Linked DNA regions of Mus musculus: region 2 is linked to region 1. Evidence: chromatin loops called from intact Hi-C (ENCODE). Cell type or tissue: gastrocnemius. All regions are shown on one strand. Links, peaks and the distances in the headings refer to the core of each region. The heading gives the core; the rest is flanking DNA.

Region 1 (4,407 bases), core at 218-4,217:
TCCTCCTTAGATAGAGCATATGTAAGCAAAATATAAGTTTTAAATTAAATGAATTAATGTATTTATTGTCAAGATCTTTCATATGTAAAAAAGTTAGAAGTAATGGAAAATCAAATGCAAATTAATTTTTTAAACCTCATCATTATTATTGTGTCAAAAACTGGATACTCTTCCAGTAATCGTTTATTCAAAGAAGTACCAACTGTACAGCTTGCCTCTTACCTACCACATGGGTTGAAACAGAGCTATATGCATCCCTCTCCTTTGACATCTGCTTTGGGAGCAGACATATCACACATACAGAAGTAAAGACAGCTGCTGGGACTTCATGATCTTATAAACCGTGCTACCTCTGCTATTGTTGGTGCCACGGTGACACACTGTAGCTGTTTGCCAAACTAAGTCAGATAGATCTCCCCCATGGAGGATAAAAATGGTGCTTAGGTAGCCTTCTTATAGAGAAGGTCCACCCAAATGAGATGGCAGCACATGCAGTTTGTGGCCATGGCTGGAGTGGCACCTGCTCACAGGGTCATTCCAGTGTTCTCGCTTTGCTTAGCACCATGCTCAGAATGCTGCCGCTAATCGGTGTTACTTTTATTGACCTCATCACTAGACTGGTTTGTGCTAAATCTTTTTATACTTACTTGTATTCCATTTCTCAGGTCTGGGCTGGGAAATAAGATCTGGAATTTAATGGATGTGTCGATAATAATGAGTTAATCTAAATGCTCAACAGTTAAACCTAGGTAAATATATTACACGGTCATCAATTTAAGATGTAAGTCCTAATCAATGACATAGAATGGCTTTTTGGGGGGCGGGCAGGACTAACAAGAAACAACATAGTTTGGGAAGTTGGACAAATGGTGATTTTAGTGCTAGTTCTGATTAAAGCGTATCACAGAGCAACATTTATTTTTACAAATTTATGGACTGTGTTAAAAAAGATAAAGAGAACAAAGTCACACTGTAGGGTCTGGCATTTAATTTGTTACTCTATACATATTACTCCCCTCTCTCTTCTTGGGCTGCTCACAGGCTACTCCTATTCCATGAGCACCACATGTATGTAGAGTCACCATTGCCAGCTGGCAGTTAACATGAGAGGACACTGTTGGTCACTGTAAGGTGTTCAAGCAAGTCTGAGACATATTGGAGTCAGTTTGGGTTAAATTTGTGACTTCCAGATTCTCTACTTGCAATGTTTGTGGCAGCTGTGTAGAGAGTCACAAGTGGCCTTATTGAGCTAAGTGGTGAAGAATTTGATAAACACCGAAAAACAAGAGTGTTATTTTACTTTTATTTCTATATTTACTGGGATTTTTGTGAGCTCAGGATTGCAGTATTTTCTTGTTCATAATATTTGAGACAAATTGAGTATGATAGTTTGAGGGCCATAATAGTCTCTTCTATGAAAAAGGAACTTTAAATATAGTTAAGAAAGCATTGGTATCATGAATCTCAAAATTTAATTTTATAATTGTGCAATCCTTTGAAAATAATTTCACTAAATTCTATGTCTATAATTTGTCTATAAAAATCTTCATATAGAAGATTTTTCTCACCAGTCCTAATTTCTGTCGTTTATTGAATAGGATTATTAAATTATTCATATCCATTTTATTTACTTATTTATTTATTTTATACCAACAGAATAAAGACTAAGTAAGACATTTAATAGCCTCCAGATACCACAGTCCATGCGACGTTAATCAAACCCAACACCTCATTCTTTACAACTTATGAATCGGGGGGCAGAACTATTTCCGGTTTACAGTGAGATCTGAGTTAAATCTTGAAGGCAGGCTGGGTTGTTTCACCTCATTTGTGATAACTATGATAAAAACCATTGGATGTATATGGACATTAGAAATTATTCTGATTCAAAGCATATTGTTTGAAAAGAAAAACAAAACATCAAAATGGTGGAAATATGCTTCATTTCACTAAATTCTTGATAGATTGTTTTCCAAGAACAAACAGTTGGTTTACCACTACCAAAAAATTTCTTCTTGTTAGATTTTAAAGGTCACAGCATTTCTTTCTTTGTAATATTTTATATTTTGCCAATTTGAAGGTGCAAACCCCACAATGAGCAGAAAATAATCACACACAGAGGACACCAGGGTAATGTCTATTCTCCTAACAGCTAGGCAATGGTAGCCAGTAGAATAAATACAAAAGAGCTCAATAATAACTAAACAGAATTAACATCGTCTATAGGACCGTTGTTGATTACTAGAAACTTTTTGTCCTAAAAGTGGGATGTGTGCCCACTTTAAACATTTACTTTTTATTTTTTTAATTTTTTAATTTTTAGCACGTTAGAAATACAAATCATATCATGGTACTAATCTGTTTTATGACATTATCCACTTATGGGAAATGATCTACGTCTTCCTAAAGTAACACCATTGTTTACTCAATAGCAAGCATTGAATGAGGCATTTTTTCGTCTTAGAAAAAGTCTGGTAGCTTGCAAATCAGTCTTTTGGTTGTTGTCCTCTTTATTTTATACATTATGATGATGGCTGTTTTCCTAGTAATTTAGAACGACCTTGTAGTCACGTCTTTAAATCTCCAGCAGGGGGCGCTCACTAAGAAGACTAGCTGGAAGCAGTATTGAGCTGATAATGTTTGTGAAGTGGTCTAGTTACTCATGTCACTTCTCTACCTCATTCCAAATCTATGCGCTATCTAAAATGTATTTTAATGACTATGTAAAAACTTAAATGTCATCTGCAATTGCAGGACGGTTAATGAATTTGGCACAGTGAGCCTTGCCTCTAAATAATTTGTAAATGTTGAGTAGCTATTTTTAAATCTTACCTTTGGGATTCTCTCTGTTTGTGTGTGTGTGTGTCTATCTGTGTGTCTGTCTGTCTGTGTGTGTCTGTCTGTCTGTCTCTCTCTCTCTCACACACACACACGACTAAATTGGGGATTACAATCATAAAGGAATGTTCTTATATTTCATTAAGTTGAAGGACATAGATTATAGAATCCTACAAATTCTTTTGAACATCGCTTATTATGAGTTGGTGCTAAAATTGGTGATCTTTCTGAATCTCAGAGTTTCTCATAATCATAATTGGTTTAGTAAAGTGCCTGCATTGATAATCTCTCTCATTTCTGTGTTGATTAAGCTTCTCCTAATGGATTCAGCACATACCGAGAAAAGCAAAAGAAATTATAATGCAAGAGAATTTAAATGAATGATACACACGACCAAGGAGGGCAGCACATAAGCCCACATTATTAAGATTTGAAATGAATTCTCAACCTTCCTGAGGAGAATAGCTATAGGTTAATTGGTAATGATGACAATATCAACACATTTACGGAGTGCCTCCTGCCTTCCACATAAATTATCTCCTTGGTTCTTCCCCAAGACCCCTATGTGGTAGATAATTATTCCCATTCCTCAGTGCATAAAACTGAAGGTCTGGGAGCGGTCAAGAGAATAACTCCGGTTCATGCAACCATCAAACAGCACAACCGAGGCTTCAAGTCAGAAGTTCTCAATTAGATTTCCGTTTTAATTTTGTTTGCTGTAAAAAAATATCCCAGAGCCTAGTATTTGTTTTTGTTTTTAAACTATTTAACTGTTTTGATTTTCAACTAGTACTATTCTGGTTTTTCAAAAGTAAGCAAGAAGACAGACAGCATACATGGCCAGAGGTACTTACATTAGCCGAGAAGCTGCGGGTGTCACCCCGTGAAACAGCTGCCTGGTACCTTGCCATCCTCTCCTTCAGGGACAGCGCCTCCAGGAGATCCGACTGGTCCTCACTCCCAGCAGTACTGACGTCTCCGGGCTTAGTAAGGTTAAAGGTCACTGAAAACAAACGTAGCATTTTCAGATAGGTGTCAGTGTGAGAAGAAAATAGCATCAACTTATGAACAGCGGCGGCTTCTAGAGTCCTTGGTCTCCAAACCTGAACTGTAAAGTCTCATCCCACTTACAAAGTTTCTCTGCTAGTTTCTTTTCTCCAGAGTTCCAGGACAAAGTTAAATGTGCATACCAAAGGATATACTCAAAACAAAAACAAAAACAACAACAAAAATCATTATTGTTCATCTATTCTACTTTTGAAGTTAGCATGGTGAGAAATGGTGACTTATTAACACAGTGTAATCTAATAATTAACATTCTTCAATCATTATATGTTGCATTCATGCTAAACACTACAGAAACATCTCAATGGTTTCTCTAGCAACCTTGTGGATAGATGCTATTTCCTAAAGTTTACATGAGTGAAAAGAAAAATACATAGTAGTTAAAACAACAACAACCAACAACAACCACAAACATCAACACAAAACTTCCCCAGGATCACAAAATTCCTAAGGGGCAGGTTTGAATACAGTTGGAATATTAGCAAGTGAAAATTTGTTCTTTGT
Region 2 (4,407 bases), core at 181-4,180, 250 kb after region 1:
GCTATGTATGATCAAATGGAACATGTCTTCTTACCACCAGGCCAAAAAAGGTTTGTGTTCTTCAAGTTTAGCAACAGAACTAATTAGAGATCTGGCAAAAACTCAGAATTCTTATCCTGTGCCTTTCCAGTTAACTGGTCTTGGTGGAAATCCCAAATGTATGTATCTGAAAGGTATTTAGGCAAGCTTGTGGCTGCTGTCTGATTAAATTTGAGAACAGAGTATTTATGAATATCATACGGTACTATCCAGCTGTAACAATTATAATGCTTCCCCAGTTTTTGTTACAATGAATTGTGGCCACTCATAGCCCATGTAATAAGATCAGAAAATCCCAGAGTGATGCTCTCCATGTAGTTTCACTATGGGGCTGATAGTCTAAAGTATATTTCCCCTATGCTTGGAACCCTGACCATCAGAGGCATCACAGGATAAATTTTAGCACAGTCCCTTCCCATGAATACTTAATGGAAGTAGATTCATTTCCAAATATTTTAGTATGAATATCAGAACATGTGTTTAAAGACACTTAGTTGTGGCAAGAAATTAAACTGGTTATCCTGCTTCAGGCCTCTCATTAGATGAGAAGTTGAAATTATGCTACATACCAAAAGCAATGTACATTTGCTATCCTTTTGGATGACAATGCTCAGAATGTACTTAGTAACTGGAAAAATGGTATCCCTGAATACACCATCAGTCATCCAGAAATCATTGGGGCTTGAAGAATTTACAATCTAAAGCCGTGAAATGTAGAATTAGACATGGAATTAAATGGCTCACTAGAAACTTCATAAGCCTTTCATACTAAAAATTAAATGTCTGATATTAAGACTTCCCTTGGTTATTTAATTCAAAGACTAGCTCAATTGCATTCATTGGCTAATGGTACTATATATATTGGCTTTCTGTAAAAAAGTTTGACAGCTCCACATAGCCTTCTGTAGACATTTTTCCACTTCTTTATAACCTCACTCTATTTTATAGAGTTGAGAGTTTTAATAAGTACCTTCATTTTATATACGTTTCTTGTAATGCACAAGACACAGCAAGAATGTGTAATTTGCAACTCACATAGGCAAGAATGATGTCTTTTTTTTACAAGGCAGAACTGTTGCTTCTTCAATATGTAAATATAGAGGCAAGACAAATATTCATAATTTTCAAACCTGATCTTAGTTGTATTGTGATAGGTGGAATGAGGGTCCTCATTATCATAGCAAGTTTGTCCTACGCCATGTGAACCAACCCAGTGTACTCAGAAGTTATTCTAAAATTGGAAAACAGTACCAGGAGGAGGGGCTAGAACAACACAGCACTAGAATGACTTTTACTAATGTTTAAAGATAGTATAAAGGGCTGGGCGTGGTGGTGCACACCTTTAATCCCAGCACTTGGGATGCAGAGGCAGGCAAATTTCTGAGCCTGGTCTACAGAGTGAGTTCCAGGACAACCAGACATACACAGAGAAACCCTGTCCCAAAGGGGGGGTGGTGGAGATAGTGTAAAGGTATCATGCATCAAAATGGAAGGGTGGCAGCTACAGGCTGGAGATGATAAGGAAATCTCTTTCATAGCGCCCATCTAGAAGGAATGCAAACTTCCTCTCTCCTAACCAGTCTTCTATCACCACCCTCTCTCTATCTCCATTTCTCTGTCTCTATCTTTCTCTTCTCCTCTGTTTCTTACTCTCTCTTCCTTTTTGTTTTGTTTTGTTTTGTTTTGTTTTATTTTATTTTGTTTTAAATTGTCTCATTATGGAAGCCCCTTTGGTCTGAAACTCCTGAATGATGTTTGCCTCCAAAGAGAGCCTCCCAATTGTATGGGATTACAGATACATACCACAATACCTGGTTGACATTTAAATTTTAGTTTAATGAAATGCACACAGAATTTAATTGTTTATTTTATTTGGTGTGCATGTGAGTGTGTGTGCATATGTGTGTGTGTGCAGACTTTATTTATTTTCTTCCAATTTTTAATTAGGTTTTGACTTCATTTACATTTCAAATGCTATTCTGAAAGTCACCTATACTCCCCCAACCCCGCGCTCCCCTACCCACCCACTCCCACTTCTTGACCCTGGTTTTTCCCCTGTACTGAGGCATATAACGTTTGCAAGATCAAGGGGCCTCTCTTCCCAATGATGGCCGACTAGGCCATCTTCTGCTACATATGCAGCTAGAGACATGAGCTCTGGGAGATACTGGTTAGTTCATATTGTTGTTCCACCTATAGGGTTGCAGACCCCTTAAGCTCCTTGGGTACTTTCTCTAGCTCCTCCATTGGGGGCCCTGTGTTCCATCTAATAGCTGACTGTGAGCATCCACTTCCGTATTTGCCAGGCACTGACTTAGCCTCACAAGAGACAGCTATATCAGGGTCCCTTCAGAAAAATCTTGCTCACGTATGCAATAGTGTCTGTGTTTGTTGGCTGATTATGTGATGGACTTTCATGCACCACAGTGGTGCTGAGGTGCTAAGTTATGGTCCAAGGGTTTCAGGAGTTGTCTCTCTCCTGCCATCTTGTGGTATACAGTAATAAAACTCAGACCTGCTGGCCTACACAAAAGCCAAGCTCCTCTACATGGTGAGTCATGTCACCAGATCTCATGAAGAACTTTGATGTAAACCTTAAGATTATAAATTTGCATACTTTAAGTCATTAAGTTTGAGACCATTTGTTATAGCAGTAACTAGCAACTAATACTATTATTATTATTATTTAAATTGTAAATGACCTACGCACTCTAAAAGGATGCTGTCTGCATTACTTTTCTACTGCTGTGACAAGACATCACAATCATGGCTATACAGGGGGAGAGTCCATGATCATCATGGAAGGCAGCATGGCAGCAGGCAGCCTGGTATGACATATGAGCAGTAACAGATGCTTCTATCCTTACCTACAAGTAGGACAGGAAGGAGTGTGACACAAGCAAGAATCACTCAAAGGAATGGAATCTTAGTTGAGAGAAATCCTCCATAATCAAGCTTGTTATGAGTTTTCTTAATTAGTGTTTGATGGGAAAGAGCCCTGTTTATTGTGAGTGGTCCTGGGTTCTATAGGAAAGCAGGCTGAGAAAGTCCCATGAGGATGCCAGTAAGCAGCACTCAACTTGACCAGCTCTGCTCATCTTTACCTCCCAATTTGAGGATCAACTGTGAGTGAACAATCAAGCCCTGGTCTTGGGACTCTGAGCTTGGCTATGAATGGTGTACTTTGCCTACTAGAACATGGGCAGCTGCTGCTTTACCAAATTGCAGATACATGGATTAAACTTGTTAGATAAAAGAACTGGAATTCAGGCTTTCAATTTCCCCTCCTATGGAGCTTATCCATGTGTAAACTCTAGGACCATGAGATTGCACATCTTTGGCAGAGAGTAAATGTTCAAGGTAACTCTTGTCGGGGAAAGATTCTGAGCAAAACATGAATAGTCAGAGAACACCAAAGGAAAACCTGACTCTAGTCTGTCAGCTGTGACACTAATGGTGATGTAGACCTGAAGACAAGGATTTACAACTGAAGAAGAAGAAGAGTGTCTTTGGTAAGGCTGAATATAATATTTGCATATTTGTTATAAAAGCATAGGTTCCTGTGAGTGGTCTCTTGTTCCCTGAATGCCACATGCTCTCACTAGACAGCTGAGTGTATTTTAAATGGCAATAATTTCAATGACAAATATCAGCAGATTGCACTGTATCTGCATTACAGCAGAGCAGTTATCTTCTTTCTACAGTTTAGGAAGGAATAGATGCATAGATTATTGATTGTCCAGATTTTAATAATGATAGATTATTTATAATCAGCACAATAATAGCAGGAAAGCATCTTGTAAACAAAATTGAGATTTATTTTATTATGAAGAGAACAAATAATTCCAAAAATAAATGGCCTATGGAAAAGCCTTGGGTAACTTTCCTAGTTCACTTCCCATAGCCATGATAAAGCACTCTGGCCAAAAGATCTTGGGGAGGAATGTTTTTATTTCAGGTTACACTTCCAGGTGGCAATCCATACCTGGAGAGGAAGGACAATGAAAAATAAACCACGGGGAAGCTCTGCCTACTGGTTCATTTTCTGGCTTGTTCAACTAGCATTCTTATGCAGCTTAGTCCTACCTGCATAAGGACAGAGCCCTCACCAAATGGCCTGAGCTTCCCACATCAATCTATCAAGACCCTCCCTCATAATACATATGGCCACATTCTGATTTGAAAGAGATAATTCTTCAACAGAATTTTCCCTCTTCCTAGGAGACTTTACATGGTGTCAAGTCGGCAGTAAAAGCTAACTAGCACAGAAACTAGATGAGTACAAGCAATAGTCCCTCCAATTCTATCTATGTAATTGTCCAAATCACAGTACTGCTACAGTACACAAACACTGACTGCACACTATGC

The links. Peaks named below come from ENCODE experiments on the same cell type or tissue, not always from the same donor. Only the 100,000 strongest peaks of a DNase experiment are listed, where the experiment ranks them.
Region 2: a loop joins it to region 1, with 6 times the contacts of the local background. A loop is called at or near these places in 11 of 42 quality-filtered maps.

Annotation. Positions count from the first base shown.
Region 1 is chr2:67,476,152-67,480,558 of GRCm38, reverse strand. Xirp2 (xin actin-binding repeat containing 2) reads right to left here. Exons shown (of 9, transcript NM_001024618.2): 2 at 3,693-3,841. The coding sequence starts at 3,749. Among named protein-coding and RNA genes, the nearest start is that of Xirp2, 32 kb to the right of the region's middle. In gastrocnemius, for the core only: a CTCF peak has its summit at 2,592 (motif pointing right); a DNase peak (open chromatin) is centred at 2,596; H3K4me3 peaks cover 240 bases; H3K27ac peaks cover 3,639 bases.
Region 2 is chr2:67,224,613-67,229,019 of GRCm38, reverse strand. No RefSeq gene overlaps it. Among named protein-coding and RNA genes, the nearest start is that of Gm1322, 53 kb to the right of the region's middle. In gastrocnemius, for the core only: a CTCF peak has its summit at 2,533 (motif pointing left); no DNase peak of the experiment used is centred there.